Linked DNA regions of Homo sapiens: region 2 is linked to region 1. A link is an interaction called in ENCODE POLR2A ChIA-PET data of the cell type or tissue named here. Cell type or tissue: GM12878. All regions are shown on one strand. Links, peaks and the distances in the headings refer to the core of each region. The heading gives the core; the rest is flanking DNA. Region 1 overlaps MNAT1 (MNAT1 component of CDK activating kinase). Region 2 overlaps MNAT1 (MNAT1 component of CDK activating kinase).

Region 1 (9,578 bases), core at 1,436-6,435:
GTATTTTTAGTGGAGACGGGGTTTCACCATGTTGGCCAGGATGTTCTTGATCTCCTGACCTCATGATCCACCCGCCCTGGCCTCCCAAAGTGCTGGTATTACAGGCGTGAGCCACTGTGCCTGGCCTAATTTTTTATTTTTTGTAGAGACAGGGTCAGGCTTTGTTGTCCATACTGGTCTTGAACTCTTAGGCTCAAGCCATCCTCCTGCCTCGTCCTCCCAAAGTGTTGGGATTGTAGGCTAGTCACTGCACACAGCCTGGAATTTGTATTCTAAAGTCATGTAAAGCAGAAAATATAGTGAAGATTACCCTTAATATTAAGGATCAGAAATTGTCCATATGGGTAAATAATTTTTCATTAAACCTAGCGCAGCCAGTTTTCCTTCCAGCATAGTAATAAATCAGTATTCCTCACCTGAACAGCAGATGAAGTAATTGGCTCTTGTTTTGGCATTATACTGAAAAGACTTACCTTTAAACACTGTCATATATAGTCCAATAAGATGCTTGTCCTAGGAGAGGCATTGAAACTGAGTGCAACAGAGGGAACAGCAGAGTGACATCTCTCATTTTATGATTACTCTGGGGTATAGAGATAGTCACTGAGAGGAGAGGCTGGGGAAATGGGACCGCTTTCTAAAAATGTATCTCTGTCTCTTTTTGCTGAACATATATAAGTGAATTTGTGTAAGTATGCACATGATGTGATGCCATTGTGTAATGCTTCTGAAACGTAAATACTTGTCTTTTTTTGGGAAATGTAGACTTTTTATTTCTTTCATTATGATGCTTAGATTATTTGATAGCCTATTTAATGGACTATGGGATAAGAAAGATTGAGTTTTGTTAACTTACATATAGCACAATGTGGGAACCTCTGTTCATAACGAGCTGTCTATGTCATTAAGGAAAGTTTCAGTGATAGTACACAACCATACACATTTGTTGAACATATGCATTAAAGACAGAGTTATATTGAAAAAAGTTTAGAATAGAACTTCTGCATTTTGGAGTATGCTACACTTGTCTGGAAAAGTTACTGTCAGATAATGTTTTGTTACTCTTGGAACATGCGTTATTGTACATGAAATTCTGAACTTTTATAGAGTATGAGCTAAGAAGTGCTTTTCCCATTACTAAGGAGGCTGAATATTCAAGAGTGATCATGGAAGAATTTTAAAAAATAGTATATTTTTATACTTCACAGTGTCTTATGGATTGCTTACCATTTAACAGTTAAGCTGGAGGATGGAAAAATCTTGATGTAAGTGGTAGGAACTTCTGCCAACTGGAAATCAATTAAAATGAAAATAAAGCAAGTATAAAGTTTTAGTGTTACTGGGAAGATACCATTTGACTCACAAAGGTGTCATTCATGTGCTCTTTCTGGCTATATACCTGTGGCCTAAAGCTGTGGTCTTTTGGGGATTTAATTATTAATACAGAAATGTGTTTTACAAAATAGAGCCATGTCTATTTTGATGCCATATAGTTTCTTTTTAAAATGTATAAATGCCCTTGCGTTTTTTTGGGCAAAATCAATCATGCTGTCTTGTATTTGGAGGTAAATGACAACAGGATATTCACTTCCAGTTTAAGTAGTAGCCTACAGTTTCTCTTGAATTTAGTTTTTGGCTTGGTTAAACCATTAGTGTATTTGACCTGGACTAGAACTTGATTTTAAGATGTCATCAGCTGTGAGTTCCCAAGTGACTGGCTCTCACATTTCACTGAGAGAGAACAGGCTATTTGACTTGTTAGTTTGAAGAAATCATATGCAACTTTCTGGTACTGCAGAAGTTGTTCAGAAACATAACACAGAGTACTAAGAAGCTAAAAATTTCCTGTTTAAAACTAACGGTGTATGGAGTAATTTATTTTGTGGAATCTGGAGGGATTGGTGTTTGAGATGGAAATACATACTGATCTGACAGTTTCTTACTCTTATTTACCTCTTTCCTCAGTTTTTGGTGATAATTCCAAGTTATATTAATATATAGACTGTATCAAGCCACTATGAAAATTTTATCTAAATGCAGTTCCAGATTTTGCAGTATTTTAGTGCATTTTTTTTTATTGTCCACACACACCCACACACAGGCTAGAATGTTTGACATTTTCTGGTCATCAATTGAGACACTGAAATGTCTTGTTTGATAAAGTTATATTTTGTTTCAAAGATATTTTTAATAGACTGTTCCTAAGCATTTGAACCAAACAGCAGCTATGAGCTTAGGGCTTTAGGGCAAGATTTCCTAGAATATCATTCATGTTACTCCTAGTTTACATCAGAATATAGGAGACAAACTATAATTTAGTTTCAGTTAATACTTTCCAAATTTTTACCCCTGTGGCATTTGTCTGAGAAATACTGATGAGTCACAGAGATTCCCTTTCTGTCCTTAACTAGAACATATGTAGAATAGGAAATAGGAGAAAACTGTTCATGCATTTCCGTGCTTTTAGGTTTTTTTCTGCTCTTGGCAGTGTATTGATTCTGATGCTTTACTTATTTTGTAATTTTTATTTTATGACTTCCTGTGTACAAGGAGTTGATGATGCAAAGTTGAATCAGAGGTAATTTTTGCCCTGAGGTCTCATTGCTAAGTATGGAAGATAGACAAACAAAATGTTACAATACACTACAATAATTGTTATGATGAGTGTTGTTGGAACCATCTAAGGAGCATAATTTAGATGGTAGAGGGCAGTGGGACCAACAAATATACCAGATATTCAAATAAGAAATCTGAGGTCATACTATATGTACTAGGCTTATTTCTAAGCCCTACGAAGTTGTGCCCATAACTGTCTCCTTAATAACTTCCAAATTACAGATTTTATCCTATTCCCCTTGTAGTCTATGTCTTCCTTATCTCTACTTGGACTTTTTTTTTTTTTTCTTTTTGAGGTAGGGTTTTGCTTTGTTGCCCAGGTGAGAGTGCAGTGGCAAGATCATGGCTTCTTGCAGCCTTGACTTCAGGGCTCAAGCAATCCTCTCATGTCAGCCTCCTCAGTAGCAGGAACTACAAGTGTGTGCCACTACACCTGGCTAATTTATCTTTTTGTAGAGACAGAGTCTTACTGTGTTGCCCAGGTTGGTCTCGAACTCCTGGGCTCAAGTGATCCTCCCACCTCAGCCTCCCAAAGTGCTGGGATTACAGGTGTGAGCCACGTTGCCTGGTCCACTTGGACTATTTCAACTGTCTCCTGGCCGAGGACTGCTTCAAGCTTAATTAACATGGATACTGCTTACTACCGCCCACTCCTCCCAACCCTCCAAAAAAAAACCCCCAAATTCAGAAAACAAAACAAAAAATAGTCTTCCCCTTTTAACCATGATACTTCCTGCTTAAACTTCTTTGGTGGTTTCTTGTGTCTTCCACCAATGCTTCTCACATTTTAAAAAGTAACATTAACAATGGAGGAAAACAAATTTGTACCCCTAGTTTGTCTGGAGGTGCAACTAGAAGTGTCGCTTTGAAAGCCCCTTTGAAGTTTTGGTTGACCTTAAAAATGCATGTAAGATTTTAATTTTTTAATATTTTCTGTTAGTATTAAAACAAAAAGTATATGCCTTCCTAATTTTTTATCTCATACCCCTAACCTTTGCATAAAATTGATGTTTTAGGAAGACGCACCACGTTTTCCTCTGGCTTTATGTAATCCCTGACACACAGACCCCACATCATCCTGTAGTTCAGTATTTTCAAACTGTGTTGCCTGAGAGATTTCAAACTGAAACTCTGAGAGATTGTTTGAGGCAGCTGCTCATTGTCATCCCTTAAACTAGAGCAGTCTCCATTTATCTGTTTACATATTAGGTTTCTGGGTAACATTTAGTATGAAGAAAGAGTTCTGTTATTAAAGAAATATAAGCCTGAAAAATGCTACTGTAATATATGCTAAAAATCCAAATTCCTTAGCTTATCATGTAAAGATTTTTCTGGTCTGGTCTCTGCCTATTTTACTTTTCTTTCTTCTCTCTCTCCTCAGCTTCCAGCACCTTTCCTAGAGATTGAAACTTGAAACCTGAGGGTGAAATTAATTTTGTTTGGCCCTGGAGTGTTGGCTTGCACAGCATTTAAATTAAAACAAAACAAAAAATGAATTAGTTGCCAACATGTAAAAATGAGGAGACATCATGTAAAAATTTGGATCTCTCAGTTTTGTTGAAAAACTGCTAGATCTGGTAACATTTTGGCTCCATATTCTCAACAGCATGGAGTTGATGAGTAGCCATCATTAACATGAGATGCATTCTTTAGTTGGCCAGTTTGATGAATGTTGGAAATTGTTGATGCTTTGAATAGAAGGTATACCAATAACCTTCTCAAAAGGAGACTTTTCCTGTTGTTGTTTAAAAAGTAACTTTCTACATGCCATACTATTTATTGCAGGTATACTGTACTTAATCTTTGCTTTGTAAGTGTTAGTTAGGCCTAAGTTAAAGAAATTAGACTTATAAGTAAAACTGCTTTATGCATAATATTTCTCTAGTGGATGATTTGTTAATAAAATCATATCTAGCCTTAGGTCAAATATTTATAATCATTCTATTATTTAAAAGAAATTTTTTTAAATTATAAGAACAGTTTTTACTTATTTAAAGTTCTGTTCTGCCCAGAGAGCATAGTATAATATGGAAGTAGGTCTTCTGATTAGAATTTATTTAAGTAGTAGAAAATTCAAGCCAGCTTGGGTAGGGAGAATATGAAGTGAGAGAAACTGAAATGTGAAAGATTAAAGTTGCAAACAGTTTTGGTACAATTAAATATATCTATTCCAAGTGGACAATATAAACTTATGCATTAATGAAATGATATGGTCATATTATTTGAAATTTGCAGAAATGGAATCATACTATACCTTTACCTTTTTTTTTCAGTTAGTGGTAGATTTTGAGTATCAGCATATGCTTTACCTCCTTTTTAGCAGGTAATATTTCTTTATATGGATATTGCTTCTGTTGATGGAAATTTAGAAATATGAAATTTTGATAGCTCTTTCTAATTTTTTTTTAAAGTGCACTGGTTAATTCCCTGCAACAGTGTACAAAAGTGCCTTTCCCCCACCACACTTGCGTAACATGCAGGATTTCATAAAGGCTCTATTAGTTTTAACTCACTGGGGTTACAATTAACACCTCACTGCCTTTCATATTTGTGTTTAGCAGCAAGTCTCCAATATGATTGTAAGAATACAGACATAAAGCATTTTTTTTCTTAATGTTTGTGCTTTAAGCAAACACACAGGTTAAAGTTTTCATTTAACATTATTTAACTTTCTGAGCAATAAAAGTCTGAAAGAAAATTTAGAAATACAATTGTATGAAATAGCTATTGTTTGTAAGCACTTTATCCACCTCTTATTTCTGTAAAAGAGTCATATTACAATTACTATGAGATCTATTCTTTGGGCAGCTGGAAAGCAGGACAAGGAAAAATCGTTCTCCTCTTGTCTGGTAGAAAGTACATTGTGCCCTCTGGTACCAGACTTGGGCTTATTCAAAGGCTAATGGATTCCACACAGGTGAGTCAGTCTTTTGTGTTCTTACCAGGTGCATTATTGATTTTCATGATGGTAGCCTAGGTGTTCTCATTCAACAGCAGCTTTAGCAAAGTCTCCAAAATATCACAAAGAAAACCAAAGATTTTGCACATTTTGGGTGCAAGAAAATGAATTTTTCTCAACTCTTTTGGCCATTGTACTTTTTTTCTTGCTAGACGCTTATGAATAACTCCTTTGGAAAATGTATTAATATGTAATGTGTTTACTTCTTTGTTTTTGGGCATGGATTGTGTGTCATGATCTATTTATTTAATTTAGAGTGTGAAGCAACGTGTACTGGCTTGTGGTACTTTTTTTTGCCCACAGACTGAGTTAAGTTAGGGTTGGAAGGGTTCCCTGTTGTAGAAGGTTATCCACATACCAGATTCTAGGAATAGTCAAGTTCAGATAGTCATCTGGGGTCACCAATCATTTGATATTCACTTGGCCCTTAAATCACAATACCACAATACATTTGAGTTTTAACTAAGACAAACATTTCAGGGTAACCTTCAAGTAGGAACTCTTTGAACAGTGTTCTCTAAGTGAAAACTATAATTTACCTGAGAGCCCTTAATAATTGAGGAGAAGAAAGTGACTTTTAAAGTTTGGGATTATCTAATTTTCAGGTTTTCAAATTGTTTATTTTTCAATCCTTAGCACTAAGGTAGTAGCTTAAACTATGACAGCACTGAAAAATTTATGTTGATGCTTATTAAATTTAGATATTTTCAAAAAGTTGCAAAGCAGCTCTCTTTGTTTAGGTTATATTTCCTTTATTGCATGTTTCTTTTTAGGGTTATGTTTTCCTTTTACAGTCTTCACTGCTGCTTTTATTCAACAAATATTTGGGTAAGACTATGTGCCAAACATATTCATAGTTACAGAATGATCTTATCTTTTGCCCTAGTAATTAGGTTTCTTTCCTTATCAAGTGTAACACTAATTAAATGTGTTATGAGCTGCTTTCCCTTTCTTATATCTTGTTTTGTAAATAATGGTTTTGTTTAAATGTGTTATTTAGTTATTTAACCTATTTTGTGTGGTTTGACAGTTTTTAGCATATATAAATTAATGTCCCGGCTGTAAGTGGGATCAAACTATCTAGATCTGTGAACTGGTACGTTCTAATTCTAGTGCTTTATACATTGCAACATTAAAAAATCAGATATTCATTTTTTCTTTTTCCCATGTTTTACTGATTCTATTTTTCTTCAAGTTTCTTCCTTCTTTTCCTATTACATCAATCATCTGCTCTTTTAACACAGCAAATTGCTGCTTTGATTTGAGTCAGTGACTTGAAGTTTGGGACACCATAATCATCTCTCTTTGTTTAGAAATCTCATCCCAAAATCTCAGGAGGAAAAAACCCTAAAGAATTATTTGATGTATTTATTGCTTTCTGGGCAAGACTCAGCTTCATGAAAAAATTTTTAGGGAATTCTTTTCTGTAATATCTTATGATGGATTATAGGTGGTTTCAAATAGATTATCAGGAGAGTGAATGATGGGAAGTATGTAAAGACACTGTGGCCAGGCACAGTGGCTCACACCTGTAATCCCAGCAATTTAGGAGGTGGAGGTGGGAGGATCACCTGAGGTTAGGAGTTCGAGACCAGCCTGGCCCACTAATGTCATCTCTACTAAATGACATCTCTACTAAATGTCATCTCTACTAAAAATACAAAAATTAGCCAGGCATGGTGGTGGATGCCTGTAATTCCAGCTACCCGGGAGGCTGAGGCAGGAGAATCGCTTGAACTTGGGAGGCGGAGGCTGCAGTGAGCAGAGATCACACCTCTGCACTCCATTCTGGGCAACAGAGCGAGACTCTGTCTCAAAAAAAAAAAAAAAAAAAAGACATTGTGTGGTAAAATGATTATGATATTCTTTTTTTTTCCTTCCCTTACATTATGGTATTTTGTCAGTAATTTTTCTATATGCTAAACCAAAAACTAAATTGTGACTACCACTTGGCCGGAAATTTTTACTGAGCTCAGTGGTAAATTTATATAAACAAAATAAAGAAAACATAATTTCTTGTAGCTCAGTTTGCAGTTTGGTTTATCAGTTGTTGTACAGAGATAGCTTATTATCATGTATGGACTTTAAAGCCAAAAGGAACCTTATAAATCATCTAGTACAACTTCTTAATTTTAATAGATAAAAGAATATATTTTTCTTTTAAAGCTGTTTCAGCATTGAAACACTGCAGATTCATACCTGGCTTTTTCTCCAGTTAAACTAAATTAGGGAAGTTAAGAAAAAAGTCATGCGTAGGGAGTTAATTTACACAATTTTCATTGGTGCTAATGGAAATTTCTTACTGAGATTCAAAATGATCACACTTATCTTTATCATTTATCTTTAATTAATTTATAGATGAAATGGCCATTGCTGCATTGCTGGTTAGGACTTTTTAATAAATGCAGCAGCTACAACCTATATCATTTTAAATGAATAATTAAAGTGGAGTGGTTTATTATTTTCCAGCATAGGTACATATAATAATTCCTTTGAATCATATGCTCTTTATGCTGGAAGAGATCTCAGAGAATATCTAGTCCATATTTTTATTTTATAGATGAATAAAATAGGGTACAGAGTGATTAAGTGACTTGTCTAATTTTCCCTGACTAAAGCATTTTATGTATTGGACTCCATTGTAATTTAGTAAGGTTAGAGACCTTAATGTTCTTTCAGTTCAATTTTCACTCGGTTAAATCCCAGTTTATGAATGTGCTGTGTGTATCGTCTGCCTTCCTACTCTAGTGTAAGTCATCAAGCAGTGAAAACTCAGAATTTTTGGTGAGTAATAATTGAGCACAATTATTTCTCTAAACCTATCATTATCTTTAATTTGGAACTACAATGACCAGGAAGCAGTGTTAGTCTAAGCATAATTTAATAAATCCATATTAATCCACCTGGCGGAGTATAACATTTTAACATACCTTTTAGATCCACAGTGATGGAAAAATGATTAAATTACTTATTGTCAAAACAAAGGGCTGCTTTAGATATGGTTATTTAATAAACTGTTTTGCTTCATGTAAACTAGTTTTGCTTAAGCTTCAGAGATATAGTCACATGGATTTATCTTTCCATGACAATTGCTTACTGTCTGGGTTTATGTTTAATGCAGGTATTGGTGACAGTTTGTAATTCTTGAGTCATTGCCTAGCATGGAAAATAGTTGATTTTGCTAGCTATACACAGTACTGTCTTTTAATGATCACTTTTTAATGCGGTTAAGCCTGACTTAATTGTTCTCTTTTTAGAGTGTTATGTAATATTTGTTAGTGGTATGATATATCTGTTAAACTACTTATATATGTAAAGTGAAAAGTTTATGTGTACATGTTATTTTCTGCAATAATGTTGAAGCTCAAAAATAAAAGGGGTTATATACTTATGTACTTAAAATACATAATCCTGGTGTAGCCCTCTTTTTCTGGAAGATCAATGCCATTTTTCTTCAGTACATTCTTTCTTTTCTCTTGTTTATGATTTTGTGTCTGCTATACCAGTGACTGTTTTTGTCTATCAGATAGTGAAGCTAATTGTCTTAAAGCTTATCACAAACAGCCAGAAGTTAATGGGCTATTTGGGTTGGAACCCATACTTTTGGTCCCTTGTTTTACCTTAAGTATGAAGAAGACATTAAAGCATTAGAGTTGAATTGAAGAAAGTAGGGAAGATTTGAGACAGATTTAGATGGTAAATTGAGAGGATTTGGTGATTCTGTGGCTGTGAGGGTAAGAAGAAGCGGTCTAAGATAATTCTCACATTCTGGATTTTGATGCCCAAGTGAAGAATGTAATTTTCAAGATTCAGTGAAATCTCTTCTGGAACAAGGCAAGGAATGTGTATACGTAAATAAATAGGCAAATAAATAAATTAGCAAATGGTAGTAGCTGAAATGGTAGGTCTTTGGAGTCTGGCCTGATTATAAAAGGAAGTGTAAGTAGGAGTAAGCTGTAATTAGGAGAAAAAGGAAATATAAAGGATTGGAGATCTGGATGAG
Region 2 (10,488 bases), core at 2,816-7,815, 180 kb after region 1:
GGTCTAACATTTAAGTCTTTAATCCATCTTGAATTAATTTTAGTATAAGGTGTAAGGAAGGGATCCAGTTTCAGCTTTCTACATATGGCCAGCCAGTTTTCTCAGCACCATTTGTTATTAAATAGGGAATCCTTTCCCCATTTCTTGTTTTTGTCAGGTTTGTCAAAGATCAGATGGTTGTAGATATGTGGCATTATTTCTGAGGGCTCTGTTCTGTTCCATTGGTCTATATGTCTGTTTTGGTACCAGTACCATGCTGTTTTGGTTACTGTAGCCTTGTAATATAGTTTGAAGTCAGGCAGCATGATGCCTCCAGCTTTGTTCTTTTGGCTTAGGATTGACTTGGCGATGCGGGCTCTTTTTTGGTTCCATATGAACTTTAAAGTAGTTTTTTCCAATTCTGTGAAGAAAGTCATTGGTAGCTTGATGGGGATGGCATTGAATCTATAAATTACCTTGGGCAGTATGGCCATTTTCACAATATTGATTCTTCCTACCCATGAGCATGGAATGTTCTTCCATTTGTTTGTATCCTCTTTTATTTCATTGAGCAGTGGTTTGTAGTTCTCCTTGAAGAGGTCCTTCACATCCCTTGTAGGTTGGATTCCTAGGTATTTTATTCTCCTTGAAGCAATTGTGAATAGGAGTTCACTCATGATTTGGCTGTTTGTCTGTTATTGGTGTAGAAGAATGGTTGTGATTTTTGCACATTGATTTTGTATCCTGAGACTTTGCTGAAGTTGCCTATCAGCTTGAGGAGATTTTGGGCCAAGGCGATGGGATTTTCTAGATATACAATCATGTCATCTGCAAACAGGGACAATTTGGCTTCCTCTTTTCCTAATTGAATACCCTTTATTTCTTTCTCCTGCCTGATTGCCCTGGCCAGAACTTCCAACACTATGTTGAATAGGAGTGGTGAGAGAGGGCATCCCTGTCTTGTGCCAGTTTTCAAAGGGAATGCTTCCAGTTTTTGTCCATTCAGTATGATATTGGCTGTGGGTTTGTCATAGATAGCTCTTATTATTTTGAGATATGTCCCATCAATAACTAATTTATTGAGAGTTTTTAGCATGAAGTGTTGTTGAGTTTTGTCAAAGGCCTTTTCTGCCTCTATTGAGATAATCATGTGTTTTTTGTCGTTGGTTCTGTTAATATGCTGGATTATGATTATTGATTTGTGTATGTTGAACCAGCCTTGCATCCCAGGAATGAAGCCCACTTGATCATGGTGGATAAGTGTTTTGATATGCTGTGCTGCTGGATTTGGTTTGCCAGTATTTTTTTGAGAATTTTTGTATCAATGTTCATCAGGGATATTGGTCTAAAATTCTCTTTTTTTGTTGTGTCTCTGCCCGGCTTTGGTATCAGGATGATGCTGGCCTCATACAATGAGTTAGGGAGGATTCCCTCTTTTTCTACTGATTGGAATAGTTTCAGAAGGAATGGTACCAGCTCCTCCTTGTACCTCTGGTAGAATTCAGCTGTGAATCCCTCTGGTCCTGGACTTCTTTTTGTTGGTAAGCTATTAATTATTGCCTCAATTTCAGAGCCTGTTATTGGTCTATTCAGAGATTCAACTTCTTCCTGGTTTAGTGTTGGGAGGGTGTATGTGTCAAGGAATTTATCCATTTCTTCTAGATTTTCTGATTTATTTGCATAGAGGTGTTTATAGTATTCTCTGATGGTAGTTTGTATTTCTGTGGGATCGGTGGTGATATCCCCTTTATCATTTTTTATTGCATCTATTTGATTCTTCTCTCTTTTCTTCTTTATTAGTCTTGCTAGCGGTCTATCAATTTTGTTGATCTTTTCAAAAAACCAGCTCCTGGATTCATTGATTTGTTGAAGGGTTTTTTGTGTGTCTATCTCCTTCAGTTCTGCTCTGACTTAGTTATTTCTTGCCTTCTGCTAGCTTTGAATGTGTTTGTCCCTTGCTTCTCTAGTTCTTTTAATTGTGATGTTAAGATGTGAATTTTAGATCTTTCCTCCTTTCTCTTGTGGGCATTTAGTCCTATAAAGTTCCCTCTACACACTGCTTTGAGTGTGTCCCAGAGATTCTGGTATGTTGTCTCTCTGTTCTCGTTGGTTTCAAAGAACATCTTAATTTCTGCCTTGATTTCGTTATGTACCCAGTAGTCATTCAGGAGCAGGTTGTTCAGTTTCCATGTAGTTGAGTGGTTTTCAGTGAGTTTCTTAATCCTGAATTCTAGTTTGATTGCACTGTGGTCTGAGAGACAGTTTGTTATCATTTCTGCTCTTTTACATTTACTGAGGAGTGCTTTACTTCCAACTATGTGGTCAATTTTGGAATAGGTGTGGTGTGGTGCTGAAAAGAATGTATATTCTGTTGATTTGGGTTGGAGAGTTCTGTAGATGTCTATTAGGTCTGCTTGGTGCAGAGCTGAGTTCAGTTCCTGGAGAGCCTTGTTAACTTTCTGTCTCGTTGATCTGTCTAACGTTGAGAGTGGGGTGTTAAAGTCTCCCATTTTTATTGTGTGGGAGTCTAAGTCTCTTTGTAGGTCTCTAAGGACGTGCTTTATGAATCTGGGTGCTCCTGTATTGGGTGCATATATATTTAGGATAGTTAGCTCTTCTTGTTGAATTGATCCCTTTACCATTATGTAATGGCCTTCTTTGTCTCTCTTGATCTTTGTTGGTTTAAAGTCTGTTTTATGAGAGACTAGGATCGCAACCCCTGCCTTTTTTTGTTTTCCATTTGTTTGGTAGATCTTCCTCCATCCCTTTATTTTGAGCTTATGTGTGTCTCTGCACGTGAGATGGGTTTCCTGAATACAGCACACTGATGGGTCTTGACTCTTTATCCAATTTGCCAGTCTGTGTCTTTTAATTGGAGCATTTAGCCCATTTACATTTAAGGTTAATATTGTTATGTGTGAATTTGATCCTGTCAGTATGATGTTAGCTGGTTATTTTGCTCATTAGTTGATGCAGTTTCTTCCTAGCCTCGATGGTCTTTACAATTTGGCATGTTTTTGCAGTGGCTCTGGAGACCCCTTTTTATCTGCCTAGGCATTTGGCTGTCTCAAAGCTTTATTTTTTGTTGTTGTTGTTTTGAGACGGATTTTCGCTCTGTTGCCCAGGCTAGAGTGCAGTGGCACGATCTTGGCTCACTGCAAGCTCTGCCTCCCAGGTTCATGCCATTCTTCTGCCTCAGCCTCCCGAGTAGCTGGGACTACAGGTGCCTGTCACCACGCCCAGCTAATTTTTTGTATTTTTAGTAGAGAGGGGGTTTCACTGTGTTAGCCTGGATGGTCTCAATCTTCTGACCTCATGATCTGCCCGCCTTGGTCCCCCAAAGTGCTGGAATTACAGCCGTGAGCCACTGCACCTGGCCGTCTGTCTCAAAGCTTTCTTACTTATTTATCTGAATTCAATGGCTTAATAAACTTATGATGAGATATCTAAAAGGATGGGTTTAAAATTCAGTTCTTCCTTATTCCTTCTCACAAATCTCTTCAACATTACAGAATCAGAAGGGTCAAAATTAGAATAGCCTGAGAAGCTCAATTTAAAAAAAAAGTTAGAGTGAGATTTGAACTTTAGTCATATATAGTTTCTATTGAAATATTTGAAACTCTAGATAATGTTAACTGTATGACGTTCCCACCTAGTGTTAATATTTGAATTATTCTTTAAAAGTTTTTGGGAAATGCCTGTGTTAAGTATTGGTAATTTAATAAAATTCCGTTTATTCTCATAGTATATAGAAGTTTTGTTATTTCTAGTTTTTATGGTTTTTAGTGATTATGTGGTATTTAAATAATAAACAATGGTGAATTTAACAGATCAAAAATTCATTTAATTGTATTACTGTTTTGTTCCTCATCTGGAAATATTTCTCTGGCTAGTCCATTTTTCCCTTGATCTCTTAGTCCCTGTGATTCAGGAAATTGTATTAATGAATTTATGGTCAATACTACTGACTAGGATGCTTTCAATAACATAGTTTAAAATGTAGTCACACTTATAGCTAGAATGGTGAAACAAAAGTTTGTTCTCCTTAAAGATTTACCTTGTTAAGAAATAGTTTCTGATGGCTCGGCACACTGGCTCACACCTGTAGTTTCAGCCTTTTGGGAGACCAAGACAGGAGGATTGCTTGAGGACAGGAATTCAAGACCAGCTTGGGCAACATTGCAAGAACCCATCTCTACAAAAATTTAAAGAACAAAACTTAGCCAGGTATGGTGGTATGCGCCTATAGTCCTAGCTACTCAGGAGGGAGAGGAGGGAGGATCACTTGAGCCCAGGAGTTCAAGGCTGGTGCTAAGATTGTGCCACTGTACTCCAGTGTGAGCAATAGAGTTAGACCCTGTTTCTTAAAAAAAAAAAAAGTCAATGGCCGGGCGCGGTGGCTCACTCCTGTAATCCCAGCACTTTGGGAGGCTGAGGCGGGCGGATCATGAGGTCAGGAGATGGAGACCATCGCAGCTAACATGGTGAAACCCCGTCTCTACTAAAAATACAAAAAATTAGCCGGGCGTAATGGCGGGCGCCTGTAATTGCAGCTACTCGGGAGGCTGAGGCAGGAGAATGGCATGAAACCTGGAGGCGGAACTTGCAGTGAGCCGAGATCGCACCACTGTACTCCAGCCTGGGCGACAGAATGAGGCTCCATCTCAAAAAAAAAAAAAAAAAAAAAAAAAAAAAGTCAATAAATGAAAGCTGCTTCTCTATTCAAAGTTAGGGATTGTTGGTTCATATCTTCTTTTCCACACTCCACTAAAAAAATTTTAAGCTGATGAAAATACTTTTAGGGAAACATACTTTTAAATGGAATAGTTTTTTCTGATATAAATGATTACCGTTAAGTTGTCTGTCTTAAAGAGTTCAGCCAAAAAGCACATCTATCTTTATTTAACCATTTGTTGCTGCTGCTGCTTATTCCAGTAGTGTTAGCACAGGAAAACTTGTCATTCTGGACTTCTTCCATCTTGCCCTCAAGCAGTGCCCAGAAGCAAAACCCTAACTGGGGGATAGTAAGCTTTACTTACAGTGCCAAAAATCCTATCACCATTTGCTGTCACAAGAAAGGGGCCCTTATTGTTATTTCTCTCTTAATTTTTTTTTTTTTTTGTAAATTTGGACTCTTTTAGTCTTATTTAAAATAGTGATATTCATATAGTAATCTCGCGGTACTGACATTTGTTTTTTCCACTATCAGTGCCTAAGACAATCGTTGACAGTTATTAAAACAGTAAGGTTTTCTTTGACTTTGTTTAAGAGCCTCTGATTTAGCGCCCTTCTTTTGCAGTGATATTTATATTAAATCGAAAATTTGTAAAAATCAGCCCATTTTTATGAATAAAAAAATAGTAGATACAAGTTTGCAATATAAGAAATGACCACTACAATGCATTTTAGAAATTAAAATTAAAGCTTCTTTAACATATGTTAAAGTAAGCAAGAAATAAGCCTCTGGTAAAGCTACTGAAATTTTGGGATTATTCATTACTACTGCAAAATCAAGTTTAACCTCACTGTCGCAGTGCTTTTGTCAGTAGAGCTAAATCATAATTCACTTAATTTACAGATGTATTTTTAATGGGCTGATAATCTCTTAGTTATCTTGTCATTTGACTTTCCACAAGTTTGTATTAATTGAATTAGAACCACATGTAGTGTGTGTGTGTGTGTGTGTGTGTGTGTGTGTGTGTGTGTGTGTGTGCGCTTTTTTTTTTTTTTTTTTGAGACGGAGTCTTGCTCTTGTCACCCAGGCTGTAGTGCAGTGCCGCAATTTTGGCTCACTGCAACCTCCGCCTCCCAGAGAACCATGTGTATTTGTAAATCAACAATTGTGGTTCCTCTGATGCATACTGAATAAATTATTCAGCTTTCAGATTTAACTTCTATAGATCTGAGTCACTTTCTAAATTGTTACTGGAAACAGTAATTGTAAATTAGCTGAGTAAATGTGCCTTTGCTAATATGAACACTCATAAAATTTCAGAGCACTTCACAGTTTCAAAGCATCATTTCATTGATTCTTAACTACAATTCTAGGAGATAAGCAAGGCAAGTATAATTATTGCTGCATTCATTTTACAGGTGGGGAAATTGAAGCAAAGTCATTTGCCCCAGGCCATATGGCTTATAAACAGCAGAATTAGGGTCATCTTCTGGCTAATCTTTCAACTGTTTGTTTTTGTTTTTCATATCATCTCGTTAGAGTCAATTATCTGTTCAGGCAGTGGGCAGTGAGGGAGTGGGGAGAGGTGGAAGGATTTGTTTCTCTTTTTTTTTTTAATTCCTAAACATTTCCACCAGAGACATAAAATTATCCAAAACAAATAAATGCATTATTTTGCCCTCCATGTTGCTGGTTGCTAGGGCACCCATGCCTAATTTAAAATATATACATCTTTTGAATGTAGCATTTTAAGTTTTCAGATTTATGCAAGGTATGGAGAGGAAGGGAGACTGTTAGCATGTTTTAAAACAAGGTTAACTCCATATGGAGCCCTGCCTTCTCAAGCAATGAATTTTCCAGGATTAATTATAACCGAAGCAAGATTTAGTCATGGACTAAAAGTAGCTGCATTATCATAGAATTCTTAAGTGTTATTCATATAAGTTTTGTATATAGGATGAACAAATTATAGGTTTCTAACTAGAACTGCAATGTCATTCCAGAAACTATGCAAGGGTATTAAAATGCTTATTTTACAGTTGTTCCTGGCATTTCTATAATTAACTAATGATTTAGTACATCTGGTGATTTGGACCAGGAATGTGAGCAAATCAGAATATATTAACTAGTAGAGGAGGTAGAATGTTTCCTATTTTGTAGTGTTAAGAAAGTAGACAGTTAACTGACTCTTACCCTGAAGAAAATGACAAAGGGTCAGCCAGGTGCCCTTCCTTATCAGAGATCGTAAGTTTCTATAGTCCTTTTGTATGGAAGTGATAGTATTTGGAAATGGGGCCTTTGTGAGGCATTCAGGCTTATATGAATTCATGAGGGTGGAGCCTTCCTGACTCTATTAATGCCCTTATAAGAACAGCTACCAGAGAACAAACTTGCTGTCTCTCTGCCACGTGAGGACACAGATAGAAGGCCAGGAAGAGAGCCCTCGCCAGCAACCAAATCAGCCAGGACTTCCTAGACTCCAGAATTATGAGAAATAGACTTCTATCGTTTAAGCCACTGAGTGTGTGGTATTTTGTTATAGCAGTTGAAGTAGACAAATAGACTATTACCATATAGCTTTAGAATCAAACATTTAATGTTAAATCCTACCCCCATAGTACTGGTCTCAGGAAAGGTATGTGGCCTGTTCAGGGTTGTTATAAATTATCAGGAACAATATACAAGAAGTGCCTAAATTATAAAATTTTATAAACTTATAAAACTTCAAATTGTCAAGATTTTGGTAAGCGAGGCACTTTAATTTCACTTTCTAGAACTCATAATTTTCTAGGAGAAATTATCTCTGGTTTTAATTTTTATTCCATTTTATTGTCTGAATTATTCATAGATGTACAAATAATGAGAGGACTCAAAGAGTTTTCATGCAAACATAGCTCTTAAAAAGTGTTAACTCTTTGCTCCAAGGAAATAAATATTTAGAAAACTCTTACTGTAAATATGATTATAGCAGTTTCCCAAAGCTAATAAAATATTTCATCAGCTAATGAAAAATTCAGTCAGTGCAATTAAGCAGCTAATGTGAAGACCTGAATCAGAGTTTCAAAGCTACTAAGAACCACTTACCATCATCATGTAGGCTCAAGTGCTTTTCACTCAAAGCTTAGTAGTATACTTTCTTGTTCAAGGTATACTTCAGGGGTTAAGAATATTTCCAAACCTATAGCTTCCTATTGTGTCCCAAAATGTTTTTTTGAGACACAGGCAGCACTTTCAGTTTTTTTTCTAAATCCATCTTTTGAGTCTATAATGTGTCATGATAATCTTTTTATTATGTAAGAGGGGAGTCAGGTAATTTTATCTCTATCCAGAGCCCTTTGCCAGAAAAAAAAAATAGAGCATCTTTATATAAAGGAATTCTAACTATCTATTTTCTTTGTTTTTCTTTGGAATAAATTTGAATACCAAATAGATTCCTTATAGGAATCACTTTACAATATGGGCCCAGTCTCAAAGTTGAATAAATCTTTGGTCATTTTTCTCTGTTACATGAGAGAAGGGCTTAGGCCACTGGGGGCACTTTCTAAAATTCCTTTATAATCACATCTTTTCTTCCTTATGAACACATTAGTATTTTTACTGTTTTAATTATATTAAATACATTAGTATTTTAGTGTTTTCGTTATATTGTGACAATATATAACATTTGAATACAAATAATAATTAGAAATTTTAAAACATGTATGAATTATTGTTAAATTAGTTCTGCCGAGAGAAGCTGGAGAAGATCCCATAAACAACAGATTGGTGCCATTCAGGTATCATTTTGCACACAGATACGGTGGCTTCTTCTCTCACATCCCACAGTGGCTTTCCCACATCATCAGTTTCCTAAATCTCCCACTCCACTTTCCCCTCTTTATACTCAGCAACTAACTTTTCAACATGCTACACAGAGAAAACGTATGTATGAATACATTCTCTCCAAAGCCACACTCTAACTATAAACTCGTCCATACTTGTACACATTGCTAACTCCTTCTGTCCATTCTTATTGGCAGAAAGGCCTGTCCTGCTTTTGAGGCCAGTCCCACCACCTGTGTTCCATGGCCTACTTTTGATTCAACTCAGGGATATTAGACCATCAAATTGGTCTCCCTCCCTCTTTCAGATTGAGATCATCTTCTCTGTGTTGAAATATTTCCTTTACAACATGAACATACTCAAATTTCCATCTTAAAACCACATAGTCGCTTCATCAACCCTGAATCTTCCTCTGACTACTGCTCTTTCTTCCATATTCAATGAAAAACCTTTGAAAAAAGTCTTATACTTGCTCTCTCTACTTCCTTATTTCTGATTCATCCACCAAACCTAGTGGAATTTGGCTTTTACTTAGAATCTGATTTTGCTGATTCACAATCGACTTGCTAATTACAAAATTTGGTGGGTAACTTGCGGTCCTTTTCTTATTTTACCCTTCTATCGAACCATTCTCTTATTCTTCAAACTGTATCTTTCATTTGCTTTATGACACTACTTCCTTTTTGTTTTTGTTTTTGTTTTTTTTTTCTTCCTCTGATTTCTTCTGAATCCTTTTGGCCAGTTCTTCTTCCTCTGCTAAAGTTATTGTGTGAAGTCATTCCTTGACCTTTTGTTCTCATTCACTATCACTAATTGAGTACCTGTGTGTATGGTAGGCTCTTTTTTAGGCACTTCTTGTATATCGTTCCTGATAATTTATAACAACCCTGAACAGGCCACATACCTTTCCTGAGACCAGTACTATGGGGGTAGGATTTAACATCAAATGTTTGATTCTAAAGCTATATGGTAATAGTCTATTTGTCTACTTCAACTGCTATAACCAAATACCACACACTCAGTGGCTTAAACAATAGAAGTCTATTTCTCATAATTCTGGAGGCTGGGAAGTCCTGGCTGATTTGATTGCTGGCGAGGGCTCTCTTCCTGGCCTTCTATCTGTGTCCTCATGTGGCAGAGAGACAGCAAGTTTGTTCTCTGGTATCTGTTCTTGTAAGGGCATTAATATAGTCATGAAGGCTCCACCCTCGTGAATTCATGTAAACCTGAATGCCTCACAAAGACCCCATTTCCAAATACTATCACATTGAGAGTAGGGGCTTCAACAGAAGAATTTTAAGGGTAGAGGTAACACAATTCAGTACATAGCAAATCGTTTTCAGACTTTTTAAAGGAACACAGCTGTTTTTTTAAAAACAATATCTTCCTAGGACCCCAACATATAAAATAGTCAAAAGCAGAACTACTCCATTACAGTGGGAATGACAGGTCCAGAGCCCTGATAATTTGGACCTCCCTCCCAATTCTAACCCCATAGTGCTCCAAAGGTATTTGCTCAGAACCCAAGGGCTCTGAGAAAACAGTTTAAAAGGTACAATAATTTATGTTAAATTGTCCAGGCTCACACCTGTAATCCCAGCACTTTGGGAGGCCGAGGCGGGTGGATCTTCTGAGGTCAGGAGTTCGAGACAAGCCTGGCCAACATGGTGAAACCCCTTCTCTACTAAAAACACAAAAATTAGCCAGGCATGGTGATGCGTGCCTATAATCCTGGCTACTCTGGAGACTGAGGCAGGAGAATCGCTTGAACCCGGGAGGCAGAGGTTGCAGTAAGTCCAGATTGTGCCACTGCACTCCAGCCTCGGCAACAAAGTGAGACTCTATCTGAAAAATAAAAATTATGTAAAATTGCAAGCCTAGATTTATTTTTTAGTTAGTTTGAAAATCAGATTTCCAAATGGATCCTGGACACTTCTGTCATTCTACCTGTGTCTGACCAGTACTTCACTCAGTTCTTTATGCTCCAAATGGAACTTACCTTCATTGTTAAC

What was found. ChIA-PET counts read pairs that join two places held together with the same protein. Peaks named below come from ENCODE experiments on the same cell type or tissue, not always from the same donor. Only the 100,000 strongest peaks of a DNase experiment are listed, where the experiment ranks them.
Region 2: POLR2A ChIA-PET joins it to region 1 with 5 read pairs; 2 of 35 experiments call an interaction of 5 or more read pairs at or near these places.

The regions. Positions count from the first base shown.
Region 1 is chr14:60,755,316-60,764,893 of GRCh38, forward strand. All of the region lies in intron 1 of MNAT1 (MNAT1 component of CDK activating kinase), which reads left to right. Among named protein-coding and RNA genes, the nearest start is that of MNAT1, 25 kb to the left of the region's middle. In GM12878, for the core only: no CTCF peak of the experiment used is centred there; a DNase peak (open chromatin) is centred at 3,319.
Region 2 is chr14:60,937,359-60,947,846 of GRCh38, forward strand. The region is part of intron 7 of MNAT1 (MNAT1 component of CDK activating kinase); the gene reads left to right. Among named protein-coding and RNA genes, the nearest start is that of TRMT5, 38 kb to the right of the region's middle. RefSeq lists a silencer at 6,733-7,027. In GM12878, for the core only: no CTCF peak of the experiment used is centred there; no DNase peak of the experiment used is centred there.